Linked DNA regions of Homo sapiens: region 1 is linked to region 2. A link is a loop called in an ENCODE intact Hi-C map of the cell type or tissue named here. Cell type or tissue: Calu3. All regions are shown on one strand. Each heading gives the region's core, and the rest is flanking DNA. Links, peaks and the distances in the headings are about the cores only.

What was found. A loop is a pair of places that touch in the nucleus more often than their neighbours do. Peaks named below come from ENCODE experiments on the same cell type or tissue, not always from the same donor. Only the 100,000 strongest peaks of a DNase experiment are listed, where the experiment ranks them.
Region 1: a loop joins it to region 2, with 4 times the contacts of the local background. A loop is called at or near these places in 2 of 110 quality-filtered maps.

What each region holds. Positions count from the first base shown.
Region 1 is chr18:30,898,048-30,908,407 of GRCh38, forward strand. No RefSeq gene overlaps it. Among named protein-coding and RNA genes, the nearest start is that of DSC3, 140 kb to the right of the region's middle. In Calu3, for the core only: no CTCF peak of the experiment used is centred there; a DNase peak (open chromatin) is centred at 5,704.
Region 2 is chr18:30,841,391-30,851,750 of GRCh38, forward strand. No RefSeq gene overlaps it. Among named protein-coding and RNA genes, the nearest start is that of DSC3, 200 kb to the right of the region's middle. In Calu3, for the core only: no CTCF peak of the experiment used is centred there; no DNase peak of the experiment used is centred there.

The DNA of each region.
Region 1 (10,360 bases), core at 4,221-6,720, 58 kb after region 2:
CCACCCTTTCCCACCTGCCACTTAGAGGCTCAGGTGTTGTTCTGTTATCAGTAAATCCCTTTTGAATCATTATTCTGCTGATCATGGATTACACATGGATTTGTGGTTCTATCTGCCCATTGTAACTAATATTTGTATGAGGTTTTTCTAAACAATAACAGAAACACAGAGATTCAAAATACAAATTTAATTCTCTTATCAGAAACTACTTTTTCCTTCCTCTGTGCTACCATAGTCTGCTTTTTGTTAATATTGTACTAGCCAACATTTGCTTTATGTGGTTGTTTGCTTATATATGTACATAATGTACACACACACATATGTGTATATGTGTATATAGAGAGAGAAGGAGAGAAGATACTAATTTTTGAAGATAAAGATATAAACTTTTGTTCACCACTGTGGCGTCAGTGAGACACAACTACATATTATATGTAGCAGCATATGCTTAACAAATATCTTATATATTTTACTTAATAGGGACAGGACACACAAATTACAATCAGTTAAGATGCCACAAAAGTGATGAGCCACAGTGCTTCTTAGTAATATAAAAATCTTCCTGTAAGGACAAAAAACCAAACACCGCATGTTCTCACTCATAGGTGGGAATTGAACAATGAGAACACATGGACACAGGAAGGGGAACATCACACACTGGGGACTGTCGTGGGATGGGCAGAGAGGGGAGGGATAGCATTACGAGATATACCTAATGCTAAATGATGAGTTAATGTGTGCAGCACACCAACATGGCACATGTATACATATGTAACAAACCTGCACGTTGTGCACATGTACCCTAAAACTTAAAGTATAATAAAAAAAACTTGCTGTATTTTTTCATCAATGACAACTCCATTCTGGTTCCTTGAATCTTGATGTATTGTTTGTGCATCTTAAACTGGTGCCTTGTCTAACTCCTGCCCTTTCTGCAGGGCCCAATATATGACCTCTCTTTGCCATGACTAGAAACTCCTAAGAGACAGAAAGAGATTATTTGTTTCCTTCTGTTTCTTTATGATCATCCACAGTGTCTTGGCCTCTGAACGAAGTGGGCACTCAATATAAGAAGTTATTAATTGTTCCATTTGCTTAACTGGAATCGTTCATATTCTCATTCTCAGACACTACCTGAACAGTCCTACCTATGAAATCTCACTGTACAAATACTACTGGGAATGTGGCAGTGGGTGAGAGGGAGACACAGTTAAGCTGTGCAGGTGGCCAAGTGCTGCTAGGCTTGGTGTACGTCAAATCTTCTGGGAGGAAAACATTTTGGCTGCATTAATAAAATCATATTAATTATGTTTATTTACTTAGAGATGCCTGTCCAAGTCAATTTTATTACTAACAAAGAAAATTGCTTATGAAGTCATATGACAAATGTTTCCCTAAAATGAATTGAGAATATAAAATTGTATTCTTTCTTTAGCCCCATAACATACACTCATGTTGTGAAGTGTCAGACTGTGTAACAACCCATTTGCAATAATTCTGCCCATGCATAACTTAGTGTTATATTTAACAACTCTCAGTGGTTTGAAGTGCCTACTTTCCAATCACATTCATCATTCCTTGGCATCTCTAACCATATTTGGCATCATATGAACACAACAGAGGTTTACCAGTCATCAATAATAAACTAAGGACAAAGTAAAGAGCTTCTATACTATAGGGACTAAGGGATAGATCTCCCAAAGCATGGAATAAATGAAAAAATCCACAATAGACTCCAACTTAATTTGGGCTTCAGTGCTGTTTGAACTTTGGTTTGTTTCTGGAAAGAAAAAACAATGATAAAAATAAATTATGAATGACATGCAAGTTTATTAAAAATGTAATTATTGATTTAAAATATAACTCAGTTCTATCTTAGGCCAGTTAATGGATAGATACAAAGAGATGAAATAAGAAATAGTAAAACGATACATAGGTTTTTCAAAAGCATAGAGAAAAAGAAGAAATTTCGAGAAGTATAGATTTAAACAAAATGTTTCATAGAATAGTTTTATTTTGGAGCCTATAGGAAAATTCTTTCCAATGCATGTAGAACTTTTTGTATTCTTGAGATCACAGAAAAAAAGAAGCAAATTCAAATCCTTGGCACACGATCCATTGGAATAAGAAACAATTAGCCTTATTCAGGAATTGAATGATGAGAAAGCAAAGTATTTTAGCATTTTTAATAGGGCTAATTGTATTATTGAGTGATAATGGCAAACGTTAACACTTGATTAGGGCAGCAATAAGTTAATTATTAAGTTTATGGAAATATATCAATCAGGACAAGGACTAGAATGTAATTAGAGAAAGAGGATAAAATTGATTAAGAGTGAGTGAGTCAAGAGTTTCTAAAAAAAGTAAAAGCAATGAAAATCCAATTACACACATAAATAATAGTAGAAGCAAGCTTAATCAGCATTTACCTGCAAAGCTCTACAATGAAGAAAATGTTAAAAACAAACAAACAAAACAAGGATGCTTAATGGGGCAGAAATGATTCTTAAGTAGTTTTCAAAGAGTTTGTATCCTGAAGATAAGAAGCAAGAATTATCGAGAAGGCCATGCTAAAGCAATGAAAATTAGATACATTTATTGCCTTTTGTATAAAAGGTCCATTTCACTGAAACGACCACTGAATGTGTGTCCCACTTCTCCATGACTCCAGCTGGCCAATAGATGCTACCCTGGAAAGATTCTTCAAAACGGAAACTTGTATTAGGCCCTTCTTGCATGCTTTAAAGGCATACCTGAGACTGGGTAATTTATAAAGAAAAGAGGTTTAATTGGCTGATGGTTTTGGGGGCTGTACAGAAAGCATAGCACCAACATCTGCTTCTGGGGAGGCCTCAGGAAGCTTACAATGATGGTGGAAAGTGAAGGGGGAACAGGCATTTCACATAGAAGGAGTGGAAGCAAGAGAGAGAGTGTTGGGGTATGTTAGCTGGCTGAACATTCCAGAAGTGCTGAAAATAGTACGAAATAATAAGATGTCTTGAGTTCTTTACTAAATATTTCCCAAACACATTTAAACAACCAGATCTTGTGAGAACTCACTATCACGAAGACTGCACCAAGCCATGAGGGATCCTCTTCCACAGCCCAAACACTTCCCGGCAGACCCCAACTCCAGCACTGGAGATTACAATTCAACATGCGATGTGGTGGGAACATATATTCAAATGATGTCAATACTACATCAACAAAATTTCAAAGGTAGTATACTGACGTGATGGCTAGGACAGAGATGAAATGACATTAGAGGAAGTGGTAAGAAAACAGGTCCATGAGAATCAGAGAGATTACAGACACAAGACATAAATTCAAGAAATGCACACATTCTTATCTCACAGCTGCTGTTTACCTCCACTCACTTTTCTTTCTCCGCACTGAGCAACTTGGTTGACGAGAAAACTAAAAATGTAGAAGACATTTAAGTGGCAATTTGGGCTGAACTGACTTAAAGAATTTTGCGTACCCTGTGACCTCTTTATTAATTTATAAGTGCATGTATTCTATTGTGCTGTCTAGAGAGAATCTTTGACTTAAAAGTACGATTTTATTTTTTTAAATATTTATATATTTGGATAGTACTATTGAAGATTTCTTGATGCATATATTGTGTAGTGGTGAGGTCTGGGCTTTTAGTGTGCCCATTACCCAAATGGTGAATATTGTTTCCAATAGGTAATTTTTCAACCCTCACCCCACTCCCACCCTCCCACCTCTTAGAGTCTCCAATATCTATTATTCTATTCAGCATGTCCATGTGTATCCACTGTTTAGATCCCACTTAGGAGTGAGAAGATGTGGTATTTGACTTTCTGTTTCTCAGTTATTTCACTTAGGAGAATAGCACCCGGTTCTATCCATGTTGTTGCAAAATACATGATTTCATTATTTTTTATGGCTGAAGAGTATTCCATGGTTTGTGTATATATCTCTATATCTAAGCGTCCATCACTAAAGGATTGGATAAAGATATGTATACACCACATTTTCTTTATCCAGTCCTCCACTGATGGACACTTAGGTTGATTCCTTATCTTTGTTACTGACACTTAGGTTGATCCCATATCTTTGCTATTGCGAATAATGCTGTGAGAAACATATAAATGCAGGTATTTTTTTGATAGTAATTTATTTCCCTTTCAGTATATGCCCAGTAGTGAAATTGCTGGATCAAATTTTAAACATCAATAAGGTTGATCGTCAAATAATATTATGCTTATACAGAGTCTTCAGAGTCTAGTCCAACAGTTAACAATCAAACATATTTAATCCAATTATTTTAAAATCTAATTATAATCATTAATTGTAATAAAAAATGTAAAGATTAAAATGAGCAAAAAAAGAAAATGTGTTTCTATCAATGTTGGGATTGTATTAAAAACCAGAAAAGAAAAGAAAACGGTGCTAATGTCATTTTAAGCTTTTCGTTCAAAATCAATCATCTCTGTATGTAAATCCAACCATTACATCTCTCTGTTAGCCAGCTGAACACTCCAAAAGTGCTGAAAATATTAAGAAATGATAAGACATGTCTTTTTTTCTAAATATTTTCCAAAGTTCTCTATTGTACTTCATTATGTGCATCTATGGTGATAATGATGACTTTGTTACCATTGATGCATATTTTATAATTTTACTTATAAAAGTGTAGTAATTTTCTACAATATGCTCATTTAAAATATGCTAGCATATGACACTGACAATACATACAATCAGTTCAAATATCACCACATACTTTCATTTGCCCAAGATGGGTTTAACATTCTCCTCAAATTGACTAAACTTTAGACAGGCTTCTTCCTGGCTCTCAACTCCTGGCTTCCTGTATCTTACAGCATTTACTTAAGAAAATTTGCAATTATAAGTTTGTCTCTGTTCCTTTGAGCAGTAAATCTTCTATTAGTTTTACAACTCAGGAAATGTCTTTCTCAAGGACCTGGGCACCTTTCCTTTGAAATGTAATCATCGAGAAAGACAGTCCCCTATCTCTCAGTCTGTATGGGATAAATGACAATTAGCTATTCCATAACTGACAATTATCAAACACAGACGTCACAATCACATTGACCAACCTTCTCCCTAATGTCCACCAGTACTTTTCCACTAGCTCACCCCAATGCCTAAAAAACATCCCACTTTGTGTTTCAGTGAACATTAGTTCAATCTCTCTCTTCATTGCAAGAGTCTTCAGTAAAGAGTTTCTTGCCTCTACCTTGTATTTGTGCAACTTTTCTTTGACATATTACACTCAGTATCATTTCAATAGTGAGAAACAGCACATTCTCTAAAGAAGTTATGTTTTTTTTATTTTTGTGTGTGTTTTTTTGTTTTTGTTTGTTTGTTTGAGATGGAGTCTCACTCTGTCACCCAGGCTGGAGTGCAGTGGCACAGTCTCGGCTCACTGCAACCTCTGCCTCCTGGGTTCGAGCGATTCTCCTGCCTCAGCCTCCCTGGTAGCTGGGATTACAGGCATGAGCCACCACGCATGGCTAAGAAGTGATGTTTTAACAGAATTTTTTAAGAGTTACATATTATGTGCCAATTTTTATGATTATGATGAAAGATGACAGAAAAAAACATGGAAGCAAGACTGTATGATTCATAGAGAAGGCTCTTGATGTGCTCATTCTCACACCTAGACCTGGCCTGCACTGTATGGCCAGCTCATATGCTTGTCCCTGAGGTTAGCATCTGACTATGCCTCTGTGTACACCAAAGCTCACATGTTACCTGCTGGCAGAATCCAACTATGAGTCATTTTGGTTTAGACTGCATGTGAATCTGAATGCCACAGAGTTCATTACCCACATTTCTTACACATACTCAGCTTCATTTGTTTACATTATCTTTCTGACTTCATTTAAAATCTTAAACTCTTTAATATATGGCATCTTTAAAATTGAGTTGGAGCCTTTTAGTGAAAGAATCAGTTTTCCTAAAATAGAAATAACTTTAATATTCAATAGCTTCAGGTTTATACGCTCCATTTTTTTTCAAAATGTAGAATTTTGAGGGTTTTTTTACTTATCAAAGTAACTTCAGAAGTTTTGTTTAAGGTAGTAGAGTGAGCACATGTGTTATTACCAATCATACCAAAACTTTATTGACATGGAACTTAGAAATTACATAAAAGGATAAATAAAACAGCACTGAAAACCACAAGGGGAATGGGAAGAGGGATTCGCAGATTACAGATTTTGGAAAGTTTTTAGAAAAATAGGTAAATTGTATTAAAAAGCAAAATGGAGAGGAAGAGCTGAAATTTAGAACATTTCCTATAGATGGCTGCAAAATATACAAGATAACTTCTTGCTGGCTGCGTCATGGAAAATATCTAAGCTTATAGTTACCAAAAAACAAAATAGTTGTGGTAATTACTTTCTATCACCTTTCAAATACTCAAAGTAGTAGGTACCAGAAGTATCTCTCTTAAGATATGTCTATATCTCAAGAAATTGAACAATACACATAAGGCTTCTGGTGAAAGATGGTTAACAATGGTAAATTGAGCACACATATTTCATTCCAGAACCCCCAAAACAAAAACAATACCTCTAACACTGACTGCCATACTTTCTTTAGCTAGTGTCTTTTTAATGAATATTCAGACTGTTTTGAACTATTTCATATTTGATACAATTTTTTAGAGAATATCATTGTATATACTTATGATTGTTCTTTGAGATTAAATTGACAAATCCAAAATATTACATTAAAAATTTTATTGAAAACATTTTCATACTTAGATTAATTTGGAAAGTGCTTATATATTTATAAATAGGGGGTTTTGAAGTGGGGATTATCATTTATATACTGATCTGTAAGAGCTCCAGTCCCTAAAATTAAAATGTGTTGATGATGGTGGAGCAAGGAAGGCCTTTGCTCTCTGTATGTGTTATACACCAATTGTTTGAGTGGGAAACAGAACAAAGCTGTATAGATAGGGGGAAATAACGGCACAGTAGACCATAATTAACTACTGAATGCCTGCAATAAAATTAAAATTATGAGATTCATATATCTGCTGCCCAATAATATATCTGAGTATATAATCTCCCCATTCCTAAGGTAGAGAGAAGACAAAAGTGTGGGAAAGAGAAACCAGCTTCTTATTTAACAAATACTGAATCAGAAGTGAACTTTACCTTAAACAAAAGTAAATGGAGAAAAAGAAACACAAAACCAATAAGATGTGTTTTTAAATTCTCCATTTATAAAAAGGGAAAACAATCTAGGAAAATCAAGAAAAGAATTTCCATTTGAATCGTATTTATTCCAGGATCCAAAGACAATGGCAGAAAACTGGTAACCATAAATTGTAAATTATAGCTTCTCTGAGAAGGCAACAAGAAGAAAAGGAATATTGACAGAATGAGAAGAAAATGAGGCGAATGAAATAAGAAAGGAATACAAATAAAAGAATTAAAAGTACTTTAGAGGTTGAAAAGTTCAGAGGATATGAAGTCCCATGTTCGGAACTCAATAAATATGTGTTAAATAAATCAATCAATAAAAAATATATCTGTGAGTGGTACCTGTGTGCCTTCTTGAAATACAAAAATGAGCAGATAAAGATAATGGGAGAGAAGGTGATAGGCAGGTAGACTAAAGAATGGAAATTCTATTTACTTGCTGGTAAATTTCCTTAAGAAGAGACTAAAACAAATGACATGGAAGAAATATTCAAAGCCATTTTTTAAAAAAGACATTTCCTAAAGAAAAGAGACCTGCATGTGATTATTTTAAAAATTCAGCAAGTTCAAAGCAAAAAAAGTATGCAAGGAAACTTAGTTTTACACATTGTTAAAATGTAACAATAGCAACAGTAAGTTCTTTCCATCAGCCAGACAGATGAGGGGAAAAAATGCAACAAACAAGTTATTCGCACACAAAAAAATAGAAAGTGGCATTGAAAAAGAATGTTGATAAAATAAATCTTCATAAATAAAATAAAACTGAAACCTCAGATATACACACTGTCAGGAGAAGAGCCAATAAATCGAAAAAGTAAATGTTTTACAAATTAATGTGGTTGAAACTTAAAAACTGATATTAAATAATATAAAGGGGAGATCATTTTTACATAGCTCAGAAAAGCACAATGAATATAATTTTGTTTAATCAAATATGCATTTGATAAATATATTTTTAAATATAAAAATTAATAGACATAAAAATGAGGATAATTGTTAACACTGAAGAGAGGATAGTGTGAAGAGTGGGATATATCATAAGAGAAGTGTACATAGGCATTGTAAGTCAGCGGTCCCCAGCATTTTTGACACCAGGGACTGATTTCCTGGAAGACAATTTTTCCACGGACTGGGGTAGAGCGGGGATGGTTTCGGGATGAAGCTGTCCCACCTCAGATCATCAGGCATTAGTTAGATTCTCATAAGGAGCTGCAACCTAGATCCCTCACTTGCAGTTCACAACAGGGTTCACACTCCTATGAGAATCGAATGCCTCTGCTGATCTGACAGGAGGTGGAGCTTTATAATTCACATATAAATTACATATATCTGTATGTCCCACATATAATATTTTTAAAAATAAAAAGAAGAAACTTCCACTTCAAATAAGATGAGTAAATAAGGACTGGCTTTACCCTTCCATCTAATCTAAACTACTGAAAAACCAAATAAAATGCAAATAGTAATGATTTTAAGGATACGGAATTAGACAAAAATAACAGGTAGTTTCTAAGATATGGAAAACAAATGAGGTAATTCTTATGATCGCTCTAGCTTACAACCTTAAGAAAGTTTTCTGGCTGTGGTACAGAAAGGAGAACACAGATCCACAATGAAAAAGGACGGTTAGAGCTTTCAGGGCAGGATACTGGAGGAGAGAAAATTGCACAGAATATGATATGCAGAGAGTTTACCTTGGGATTCTGCAGAGTAATAATGATCAGTGCATCTGTGTGAGGAAATGAACCACGGCCAGGAAGAGAACTACCTAAAAGGATTAGGGGAAACAGTAGTCAGGAACTATACAGGGCAAGCAAGCATGTCCTATTACCAAAAGCCAGACGGGGAAACTTCCTACATCATGGGAAACTGGGTATAATGTTCAGACAAGTCTTGCCTTAGTGGTGGAGAATAATTAGCTCTAGACTAATGGCTGCTCTGGTCCTACATAACCAACCTTAAAAGCACACCTGATGAAACTGTTTCCAAGTAACATAGCCGTATCCCAGAATAAAGCTCAAAAATGTTTATAGGAATACAAAAAGATCAAGCACCCAACAAGGTAAAACTCACAATGTCTGGCATCCAACACAACACTAGCAGACATTCAAAGAAGCTTTAAAAGATGATGCATAACAAGGAAAAAGACCAGTCAAAACCAACACAAAACCTACACAGGTGTTAAAATGATCAGACAGGGATATTGAAACAATTGTTATGAGTGAATTCAGTATGCGCAGAAAAGCTACAGAAAGATTAAACATGTTGCATAGAGACATGGACAGTATAAAATGACACCAAAATCAAAAGTCTAGTGGTAAAAAGTATATCGTCTAAGATTTTTTAAATAAACACTAAATGAAATTAATGACAGACAAAACACCGCAAAAGAAAAGATTAGCAAACTTGAAGAAATAGCCATAAAAATGATCCAAAATGACACGCAGAGGGAAAAATGTCTGAAAAAAAATAAAGCATCAGTGAACTACAGGAAAACTTCAAGCTGTCTAATAGGCAGGTGATTGAAGTCCTCAGTGGAGAGCAGTAGGGAATATTATATATATATATGTTATGTTATATATGTGTGTTATATATGTATATGTGTATATATGAGACACATATATAACATAACATATATATATATATATGGAAAAGTCCAGACGCCTATTGTTTTATTGGTAGCCTCTACCAAACCTTTAAGGAAAAAATGACAATATGCTATGCAAACTCAGCGGCAATATTGCAAAGGGAAGACTCAACTCATTCTATAAGGCCAGTGTTACCTTGATACCAAAATTGGACAAAGACATTCCCAAAACAAACAAACAAAAACTACAACGTAATTTCTCTTATGAACATATATGGAAAAATTCTAAATCAAATACAATATATAAAAGTAGTAGCACATTACGATCAAGCTCAATTTACTTCAGGAATGTAAGATTGGCTTAACATTAGGAAATCAAGCCATGTAATTCGCCATGTTAACAAGCTAAAGAAAAATACATATGATCATCTCAGCAGTCACAGAATAAGCATCTGACAAAATTCAACATCAATTCCTAATTTTAAAAAACTCTTTCAGCACACTGGAAATAGAAGGGAGAAATTTCAACTTAAAAAGGGGCATCTACAGCTATCAGACATAATTG
Region 2 (10,360 bases), core at 2,666-5,165:
ATTTTCTGTCTGGTTTATATTTCCATCATTAAAAGTGGACTATTGAAGTCTCCTACTATTATTATATTGTTTATTTTCCTCTTCAGCTTTGTCAATATTTGCTTTATATATTTAGTGCTCTAATATTAGTTTAGGTATATATATTTATAATTGTTATTTCTTCCTGGTTGATCCTTTTATCACTATATAATGTCCTTCTTTGTCTCTTATGACAGTTATTACTTAAAACCTATTTTGTCTAATATAAATATAGCCACCCCATCTCTTTTTGCCATTTGTTTGGGATATCTTTTTTTGAAATTTTTGTATTTACAGCCTATGTGTCCTTAAATATAAAGTAAGTCTCCTATAGGCAGCATTTAGTTGCATCTTGGCTGTTTTTGTTTTTTTTGTTGGTTTGTTTGTTTGTTTTTCAAGCCACTCATGTCTTTTGATTGGGGATTTAATTCATTTGAATTTAATGTAATTATTGATAGAGAAGGATTTACTATTGCCATTTTAACTGTTTTTGTATCATACTTCTTTTGTTCTTGTTCTGTTGAATCTCTTTGTGTCTCATATTTCGTATTAATACACCTTGATTTTTTTCTATTTTTCCTTTGCATAAACTTTCATTGGTATTTTCTTTGTGGGTAGTGGCTCTCATAAAATATCTTATGATTATAACAGTCTATTTATAGCTGATAACAGCTTCACTCTCATACAAAAAGCTCTACATTTTTATATTCTTCTCCCGCATTATATATTATTAATAACTCACAATTTACATCTATTTGTAATGTGTACCTGTTAACAGGATTTTAAATATTATTATTTAAAATAACTTCTTTTAATGTTTATACAGTAATTAAAGTGATATTCCCAACACTATTACAGTAATACAGTATTCTGTATTCTTCTATATGCTTATCTTTGCCAGCCAAGTTTCATATTTCTTTATGCTATTGTGTTGCTATGTAATATCTTTCCACTTTGACTAGGAAGAACTCCCATTAGAATTTCTTGTAAGGCAAGCCTAGTGGTGATGAATTTCTTCAGCTATTATTTGTTGGGAAAATCTTTATTTCTTCTTCATTTGCTGGGCAAATTATTTTTGGTTGGTGCTTCTTTTTCTCTCAACACTTTGCATGTATGTTCCCATACTCTTCTGGCTTGCAATGTTTCTGCTGAAAAATCTGCAGTTTATATTATGAGGTTTCCTTTTATGTAACAAGTTGCTTTTATCTTTCTATTTTTAAAATTTCTGACTTTTGAAAATTAGATTATACTGTGTCTCAATATGAATTTCTTTGGGCTTGTTTGGCATTCCATAGGCTTCTTGGAACTGAATGTTTGTTTACTTGCCAGATTTGAGAAGTTTTCAGCCATTATATCTTTAAATAAGCTTTCTTCTCCTTACTCTCTCTCTTCTCTTTCTCGGACTTTCATAATATGTATATTTGATATGTTTTGGCTCTGTGTCCCTACCCAAATCTCATCTCAAATTATAATCCCCATGTGTCGAGAAAGGGACCTGTAATCCCCACCTGTCCAGGGAGGGAGGTGATTGGATCATGGGGGTGGTTTTCCCCATACTGTTCTCATGATATGAATGAGTTATCGTGAGATCTGATAGTTCTATAAGTGTTTGACAGTTCCTCCCTCACACACTCTTCTCTCTTACCTGTTGTCATGTAAGACATGCCTGCTTCCCGTTCTGCCATGATTGTAAGTTTCCTGAAACCTCCCCAGCCATGCAGAACAGTGAATCAATTAAACCTCTTTCCTTTATAAATTACCCAGTCTCAGGTACTTCTTTATAGCAGTGTGAAAACAGACTAATACAATATTGGTCAGCTTGATGGTGTCTTATAAGTTCCTCAAGCTATCTTCAGCCCTTTCTGTTCTTTTCTTTTTGTTCCTGTGACTGGACAATTTCTAATAACCTGTCTTCAATTTCGCTGATATTTTCTTCTGCTTGATGTAGTCTGCTGTCAAACATCTCTAGTGAATTTTTTAGTTATTATACTATTCAACTCTATAATTTCTATTAGCACTTTAAAAAATATTTTCTTTAAATTGAAATGCTCACTTCCTTGATGTATTGCTCTTCTGACCTCAGTGAGCATCTTTTTGAAAATTACTTTTGTTTTTCCATCTAATAAATTACATATTTCCATTTCATTGGGGTTGGTTTTTATAGATTTATCTTGTTCCTTTATTTAAAATATATATCCCAATTTCTTCTTTTTCTTTGACTCTCTGTGTTGGTGTCTATGCATTAAATTAAGCAGCTACCTCTCCCAATCTTCAACAACTGGCCTTATGTAGAAATTTGTATAGACTTTTACCAGTTAGCCTGGCCAGTAATTCTGGGTGTCTCTCAAACTTTGTGTTCTTCTAGGCTACATCTTTGTTCTCACATCTTTGTTCTTAGCAGTTCCCAGAAGTCTAGAGTATACCATGCACTATCATTGCCTAAAGGCATGTGAGAAGAAAACCAGTTTCTCAAGTAACAGCTGGAAAAGTTGGGGCACTAGATGTGTGGACCAATTCCTTTTATCCTCATGGAGAGGCTGAAAGATGGAGTTTATCAACTACTCGTTCTACACTAAGCCAGAGAGACGTACAGAGAGCTGTAGCAAATGCCCACACACTCATAAAAAATGTATTATCTATTGAACCATTTCTTTGCTCTCTGTAGACCACAGGGAACCAGAAAATGTTGGCCCCTGTCAATAATCAGAAACAGAAGAGTTATTATCCAGTCCTTGAAGTTGCGGCCACAAAAATTAAGGGTTGGGGAGCTTACTGTGTAGTCCAACTCTTTCCAGGGAGAAGCTGAAAGCTTGGTTTTATCACCGGAGTGGGCCAGGGAAGGAGCTGTGGGAAGCACTACAGGTCCATTTTATTTATTTGTATTTATTTATTTATTATTATACTTTAAATTCTGGGATACATGTGCAGAACATACAGGTTTGTTACATAGGTATACACGTGCCATGGTGGTTTGCAGCACCCATCAACTTGTCATCTACATTAGGTATTTTTCCTAATGCTAGCCCTCCCCTGGCCCCCAGCCCCCAACAGGCTCTGGTGTGTGATGTTCCCCTCCCTGTGTCCATGAGTTCTCTTTGTTCGACTCCCATTTATGAGTGAGAACATGCAGTGTTTGGTTTCCTGTTCCTCTGTGAGTTTGCTGAGAATAACGGTTTCCAGCTTCTTCCATGTCCCTGCAAAGAACATGAAATCATCCTTTTTATGGCTGCATAGTATTCCATGGTGTATGTGTGACCCTTTTTCTTTATCCAGTCTATCACTGATGGGCATTTGGGTTGGTTCCAAGTCTTTGCTATTGTGAACAGTCCTGCAATAAACATACATGTGCATGGTTCTTTATGGTAGAATGATTTATAATCCTTTGGGGATATACCCAGTAATGAGATTGCTGGGTCAGATGTTATTTCTGCTTCTAGATCTTTGAGGAATTGCCACACTGCCTTCCACAATGGTTGAACTAATGTACACTCCCATCACTCTCCAACATCTGTTGTTTCCTGACTTCTTAATGATCGCCATTCTAACTGGCATGAGTTGGTATCTCATTGTGGTTTTGATTTGCATTTCTCTAATGACCGGTGATGGTGAACTTTTTTTCATGTTTGTTGGCCACATGAATGTCTTCTTTTGAGAAGTGTCTGTTCATATCCTTCAACCCATTTTTGATGGGGTTATTTGATGTTTTTCTTGTAAATTTGTTTAAGTTCCTTGTACATTCTGGATGTTAGCCCTTTGTCAGATGGATAGATAGCAAAAATTTTCTCCCATTCTGTAGGTTGCCTGTTCACTCTGATGATAGTTTATTTTGCTATGCAGAAGCTCTTTAGCTCAATTAGATCCCATTTGTCAATGTTGGCTTTTGTTGCCATTGCTTTTGGTGTTTTAGTCATGAAGTCTTTGCCTATGCCTATGTCCCGAATGGTATTGCCTAGGTTTTCTTCTAGGGTTTTTATGATTTTAGGATTTTAGGTCTTACATTTAAGCCTTTATTCCATCTTGAGTTAATTTTTGTATAAGGAGTAAGGAAGGGGTCCAGTTTCAGTTTTCTGCATATGGCTAGCCAGTTTTTCCAGCACCAATTATTAAATAGGGAATCCTTTCCCCCTTGCTTGATTTGTCAGGTTTGTCAAAGATCAGATGGTTGTAGATGTGTGGTGTTATTTCTGAGGCCTCTGTTCTGTTCCATTGGTCTATATATCTATCTGTTTTGGTACCAGTACCATGCTGTTATGGTTACTGTAGCATTGTAGTATAGCTTGAAGTCAGGTAGCATGATGCCTCCAGCTTTGTTCTTTTTGCTTAGGATTGTCTGGGCTATACGAGCTCTTTTTTGGTTCCATATGAAATGTAAAGTATTTTTTTCTAATTCTGTGAAGAATGTCAGTGGTTGTTTGATGGGGATAGCATTGAATCTGTAAGTTCTTTTGGACAGTATGGCCATTTTCACAATATTGATTCTTCCTATCCATGAACATGGGATTTTTTCCATTAGTTCGTGTCCTCTCTTATTTCCTTGAGCAGTGGTTTGTAGTTCTCTTTGAAGAGGTTCTTCACATCCCTTGTAAGTTGTATTCGTAGATATTTTATTCTCTTTATAGCAATTGTGAATGGATATTCACTCAAGATTTGGCTCTCTGTCTATTATTGGTATATAGGAATGCTTCTGATTTTTGCACATTGATTTTATATCCTGAGATATTGCCGAAGTTGCTTATCAGCTTAAGGAGATTTTGGGCTGAGACAATGGGGTTTTCTAAATATACAGTCATGTCATCTACAAACAGAGACTATTTGACTTCCTCTCTTCCTATTTGAACACCCTTTATTTCTTTCTCTTTCCTGATTGCCCTGGCCAGAACTTCCAATACTATGTTGAATAGGAGTGGTGAGAGAGGGCATCCTTGTCTTGTGCCAGTTTTCAAAGGGAATGTTTCCATCTTTTGCCCATTCAGTATGATATTGGCTGTGGGTTTGTCATAAATACCTATTATTATTTTGAGATACATTCCATCAATACCTAGTTTATTGAGAGTTTTTAGCATGAAGTGCTGTTGAGTTTTAGCAAAGGCCTTTTCTCCATCTATTGAAATAATCATGTGGTTTTTGTCATTGGATTGGTTTATGTGATGGATTATGCTTATTGATTTGCAGACACTAAACCAGCCTTGCACCCCAGGGATGAAGCTGATTTGATCGTGATGGATAACCTTTCTGATGTGCTGCTGGATTCGGTTTGCCAGTATTTTATTAAAGATTTTTGCATCGATATTCTTCAGGGATATTGGCCTGAAATTTTTTATTTTTGTTGTGTTTCTGCCAGGTTTTGGTATCAGGATGATGTTGGCCTCATAAAATGAGTTAGGGAGGAGTTCCTCTTTTTCTATTGTTTAAAATAGTTTCAGAAGAAATGGTACCAAATCCTCGTTGTACCTCTGGTAAAATTCGGCTGTGAATCCATCTGGTCCTTGGCTTTTTTGGGTTGGTAGGCTATTAATTACTGCCTCAATTTCAGAACTTGTTATTGGTTTATTCAAGGATTTGACTTCTTCCTGGTTTAGTTGTGAGAGGGTGTGTCCAGGAATTTATCCCTTTCTTCTAGATTTTCTAGTTTATTTGCATAGAGGTTTTTATGGTATTCTCTGATGGTAGTTTGTATTTCTGTGGGATCAGTGGAGATACCCCCTTTATCATTTTTATTGTGTCATTTTGATCATTCTCTCTTTTCTTCTTTATTAGTCTGGCTAGCAGTCTATCTATTTTGTTAGTGTTTTCAAAAAACTGCCTACTCGATTTACTGATTTTTTTGAAGGGTTGTCGTGTCTCTATCTCCTTCAGTTCTGCTCTGATCTTAGTTACTTCTTGTCTTCTGCTAGCTTTTGGATTTGTTTGCTCTTGTTTCTCTAGTACTTTTAATTGTGATATTAGGGTATCGATTTTAGATCTTTCCTGCTTTCTCCCTTAGGCATTTATTGCTCTAAATTTCCCCGTAAACACTGCTTTAGCTGTGTCCCAGAGATTCTGGTATGTTTTTGTCTTTGTTCTCATTGTTTTCAAAGAACTTATTTATTTCTGTCTGAATTTTGTTATTTACCTAGTAGTCATTCAGGAGCAGATTGTTCAGTTTCCATGTAGCTGTGTGGTTTTGAGTGAGTTTCTTAATCCTGTGTTCTAAGTTGATTGCACCATGGTCTGAGAGACTGTTTGTTATGATTTCCATTCTTTTGCTGAAGAGTGTTTTACTTCCAATTATGTGGTTTATTTTAGAATAAATGTGATGTGGTACTGAGAAGAATGTATATTCTATTTATTTGGGGTGGAGAGTTCTGTAGATGTCTATTAGGTCTGCCTGGTCCAGAGCTGAAATCAAGTCCTGAATATCCTTGTTAATTTTCTGTCTCATTGATCTAATATTGACAGTGGGATGTTAAAATCTCCCACTATCATTGTGTGGGAGTCTAAGTCTCTTTGTAGGTCTCTAAGAACTTACATTATGAATATGGGTGCTCCTGTATTGGGTGCATATATATAATTAGGATAGTTAGCTCTTCTTGTTGTATTGATCCCTTTACCACTATGTAATACCCGTCTTTGTCTTTTCTGATCTTTGTGGGTTTAAAGTCTGTTTTATCAGAGGCTAGGAGTATTGCAACCCCTGCTTTTTTTTTTTTTTTTTTTTTTTGCTTTCCATTTGCTTGGTAAATATTACTCCACCCCTTTATTTTGAGCCTATGTGTATCTTTGTGCATGAGATGGGTCTCCTGAATACAGCACACCGATGGGTCTTGACTCTTTATCCAAATTGCCAATTTGTGTCTTTTAATTGGGGCATTTAGCTCATTTACATTTAAGGTTAATATTGTTATGTGTGAATTTGATCCTGTCGTTATGATGCTAGCTGGTTATTTTGCCCGTTAGTTGACGCAGTTTCTTCATAATGTTGACGGTCTTTACAATTTGCCATGTTTTTGCAGTGGCTGGTACCAGTTGTTCCTTTCCATGTTTAGTGCTTCCTTCAGGAGCTCTTGTAAGGCAGGCCTGGTGGTGACAAAATCTCTCAGCATCTGCTTGTCTGTAAAGGATTTTATTTCTCCTTCACTTATGAAGCTTAGTTTGGCTGGATATGAAATTCTGGGTTGAAAATTCTTTTCTTTAAGAATGTTGAATATTGGCCCCCACTGTCTTCTGGCCTGTAGGGTTTCTGCAGAGAGATCCACTTTTAGTCTGATAGGCTTCCCTTTGTGGGTAACCTGACCTTTCTCTCTAGCTGCCCTTAACATTTTTTCCTTCATTTCAGCCTTGGCAAATCTGATGATTATGTGTCTTGGGGTTGCTCTTGAGAAGTATCTTTGTGGTGTTCTCTTTATTTTCTGAATTTGAAGGTTGGCCTGTATTTCTAGGGGGAAGTTCTCCTGGATAATATCCTGAAGAGTGTTTTCCAACTTGGTTCCATTCTCCCCGTCACTTCAGGTACACCAATCAGATGTAGGTTTCATCTTTTCACATAGTCCCGTATTTTGGGGGGGTTTGTTCATTCCTTTTCACTCTTTTTTTCTCTAATCTTGTCTTCATGCTTTATACCATTAAATTGATCTTCAATCTCTGATATCTTTTCTTCTGCTTCAGTGATTCAGCCATTGATACTTGTGTATGCTTCACGAAGTTCTCGTGCTATGTTTTTCAGCTTCATCAGGTCATTTATTTTCTTCTCTAAACTGGTTATTCTAGATAGCAATTCCTCTAACCTTTTTTCAAGGTTCTTAGCTTCCTTGCATTGGGTTAGAGCATGTTCGTTTAGTTTGGAGGAGTTTGTTATTACCCACCTTCTGACGCTTACTTCTGTCAGTTTGTCAAATTCATTCTCCATTCAGTTTTGTTCCCTTACTGGCGAAGAGTTGTGATCCTTTGCAGGAGAAGTGGCATTCTGGTTTTTGGAATTTTCATCCTTTTTGCACTGTTTTTTTCCTCATCTTGGTGGATTTATTTATCTTTGGTCTTTGATCTTGGTGACCTTTAGATGGGGTTTCTGAGTGGATGTCCTTTTTGTTGATGTTGATGCTATTCCTTTCTGTATGTTACTTTTCCTTCTAACAATCAGGCCTCTCTGCTGCAGGTCTGCTGGAGTTTGCTAGAGGTCCATTCAGACCCTGTTTGCCTGGGTATCACCAGTGGAGGCTGCAGAACAGCAAAGGTTGCTGCCTGTTCCTTCCTCTGGAAGCTTCATCCCAGAGAGGCACCCACCAGATGCCAGCCAGAGCTCTCCTGTATGAGGTGTCTGTTGACCCCTGCTGGGAAGTGTCTCCCAGTCAGGAGGCATGGGGGTCAGGGACCCACTTGAGGAGGCCGTCTGTCCCTTCCCAGAGCTCCAGTGCTGCACTGGGAGATCTGCTGCTCTCTTCAGAGCCAGCAGCCGGGAACTTTTAAGTCTGCTGAATCTGCACCTGCAGCTGCCCCTTCCCAAAGGTGCTTGGTACCAGGAAGATGGGAGTTTTATCTATAAGCCCCTGACTGGGGCTGCTACCTTCTTTTCAGAGATGCCCTGCCCAGAGATGAGGAATCTAGAGAGGCAGTCTGGCTTCAGTAGCTTTGCGGTGTTGTGGTCGGCTCCACCCAGTTTGAACTTTCCAGTGGTTTTGTTTACACTGTGAGGGGAAAATCGCCTACTCAAGCCTCAGTAATGGCGGACGCCCCTTCCCCCACCAAGCTCGAGAGTCCCAGGTTGACTTCAGACTGCTCTGCTGGCAGTAAGAATTTAAAGCCAGTGGATCTTAGCTTGCTGGGCTCTGTGGGGGTGGGATCCATTGAGATAGACCATTTGGCTCCCTGGCTTCAGCCCCCTTTCCAGGGGAGTGAATGGTTCTGTCTTGCTGGCATTCCAGGTGCCACTGGGGTATGAAAAATAAACTCTTGCAGCTAGCTTGGTGTCTGCCCAAATGGCTGCCCAGTTTTCTGCTTGAAACCCAGGGCCCTGGTGGCATAGGCACCTGAGGGAATCTCCTGGTCTGTGGGTTGCAGAGACCATGGGAAAAGTGTATTATCTGGGCTGGAGTGTACCATCCCTAAGAGTGCAGTCCCTCAGGGCTTCCCTTGGCTAGGGGAGGGAATTCCCCAATCCCTTGCATTTCCTGGGTGAGGCAATGCCCCATCCTGCTTCTGCTTGCCCTCTGTGGGCTGCACCCACTGTCCAACTAGTACCAGTGAGTTGAACCAGGTACCTCAGATGGAAATGCAGAAATCACCCACCTTCTGTGTTGTTATTTCTGGGAGCTGCAGACTGGAGCTGTTCCTATTCAGCCATCTTGCCAGCCACCCTTACATGTCCATTTTAAAGTGCCACTTTTTTTCTTTGTAGCTTCCAGGACACAATTGATTGTCAGCCTCATCAACTCCCAGAGACAAGTTAGTTAGAAGCCAGAACTTCGGGGAAAAGCCAGAAATGTAAGGATGCTAAATGTGAGGTACAAACTCTTTACTTCTCAGAGAGAAGCTGGGAACTGGAGATTCTCTCCCAGTTGTATAGAACTCTGCAAGGGGAGGGTTTATGGGGAGTATGTGTGTCAGCTTTACCTACTAGTTCTGATGTGGATAGTTTCTCGCTCAGCCAGGACGCAAGAGCCTCTCCACCAGTCTCTGAATTTCTCAAAAAGGGAAATGATCCATGTGTTGCTGTTGAATTGTTGCATCTAATGAGGGAAGGAAAGTGTGCATCCTTCTATTCTGCCATCTTGTTGACGTTACTCCTACTTTTTAATAAACATTATCTAGTCCTTTATTGAATTATTACATTTTCTATATGGCATATGCATTAAATTGATGTGTTTTTATGAGTTAAAAATATATATTAAATGTTTACATTAGCTTGTTATTTGTATTGGAAAAATCTTTGCAGAGATTTTTTTTTTTTTGAGACAGAGTATCAGTGTTGTTGCCCAGGATGGAGTACAATGGTGTGATCTTGGCTCACTGCAACCTCTGCCTCCCGGGTTCAAGTGATTCTCCTGCCTCAGCCTCCTGAGCTGGGATCACAGGCATGCACCACCATGCCAGCTAATTTTTTGTATTTTTAGTATAGACAGGGTTTCACCATGTTGGTCAGGCTGGTCTTGAACTCCTGACCTCAGGTGATCCACCAGCCTCAGCCTCCCAAAGTGCTGGGGTTACAGGCATGAGCCACTTCTATTTTAATAGAAGTAAATGTGTTCTTGGAAAACGAAGTTATAGAATCTTTCAGAAAGCAGTACTATTTTATACAAAAAGACTTCCAATACATCTAGTGCATGTATCATAATTTTTAATAATAGCTGCTCACACAATAAGAACAAGG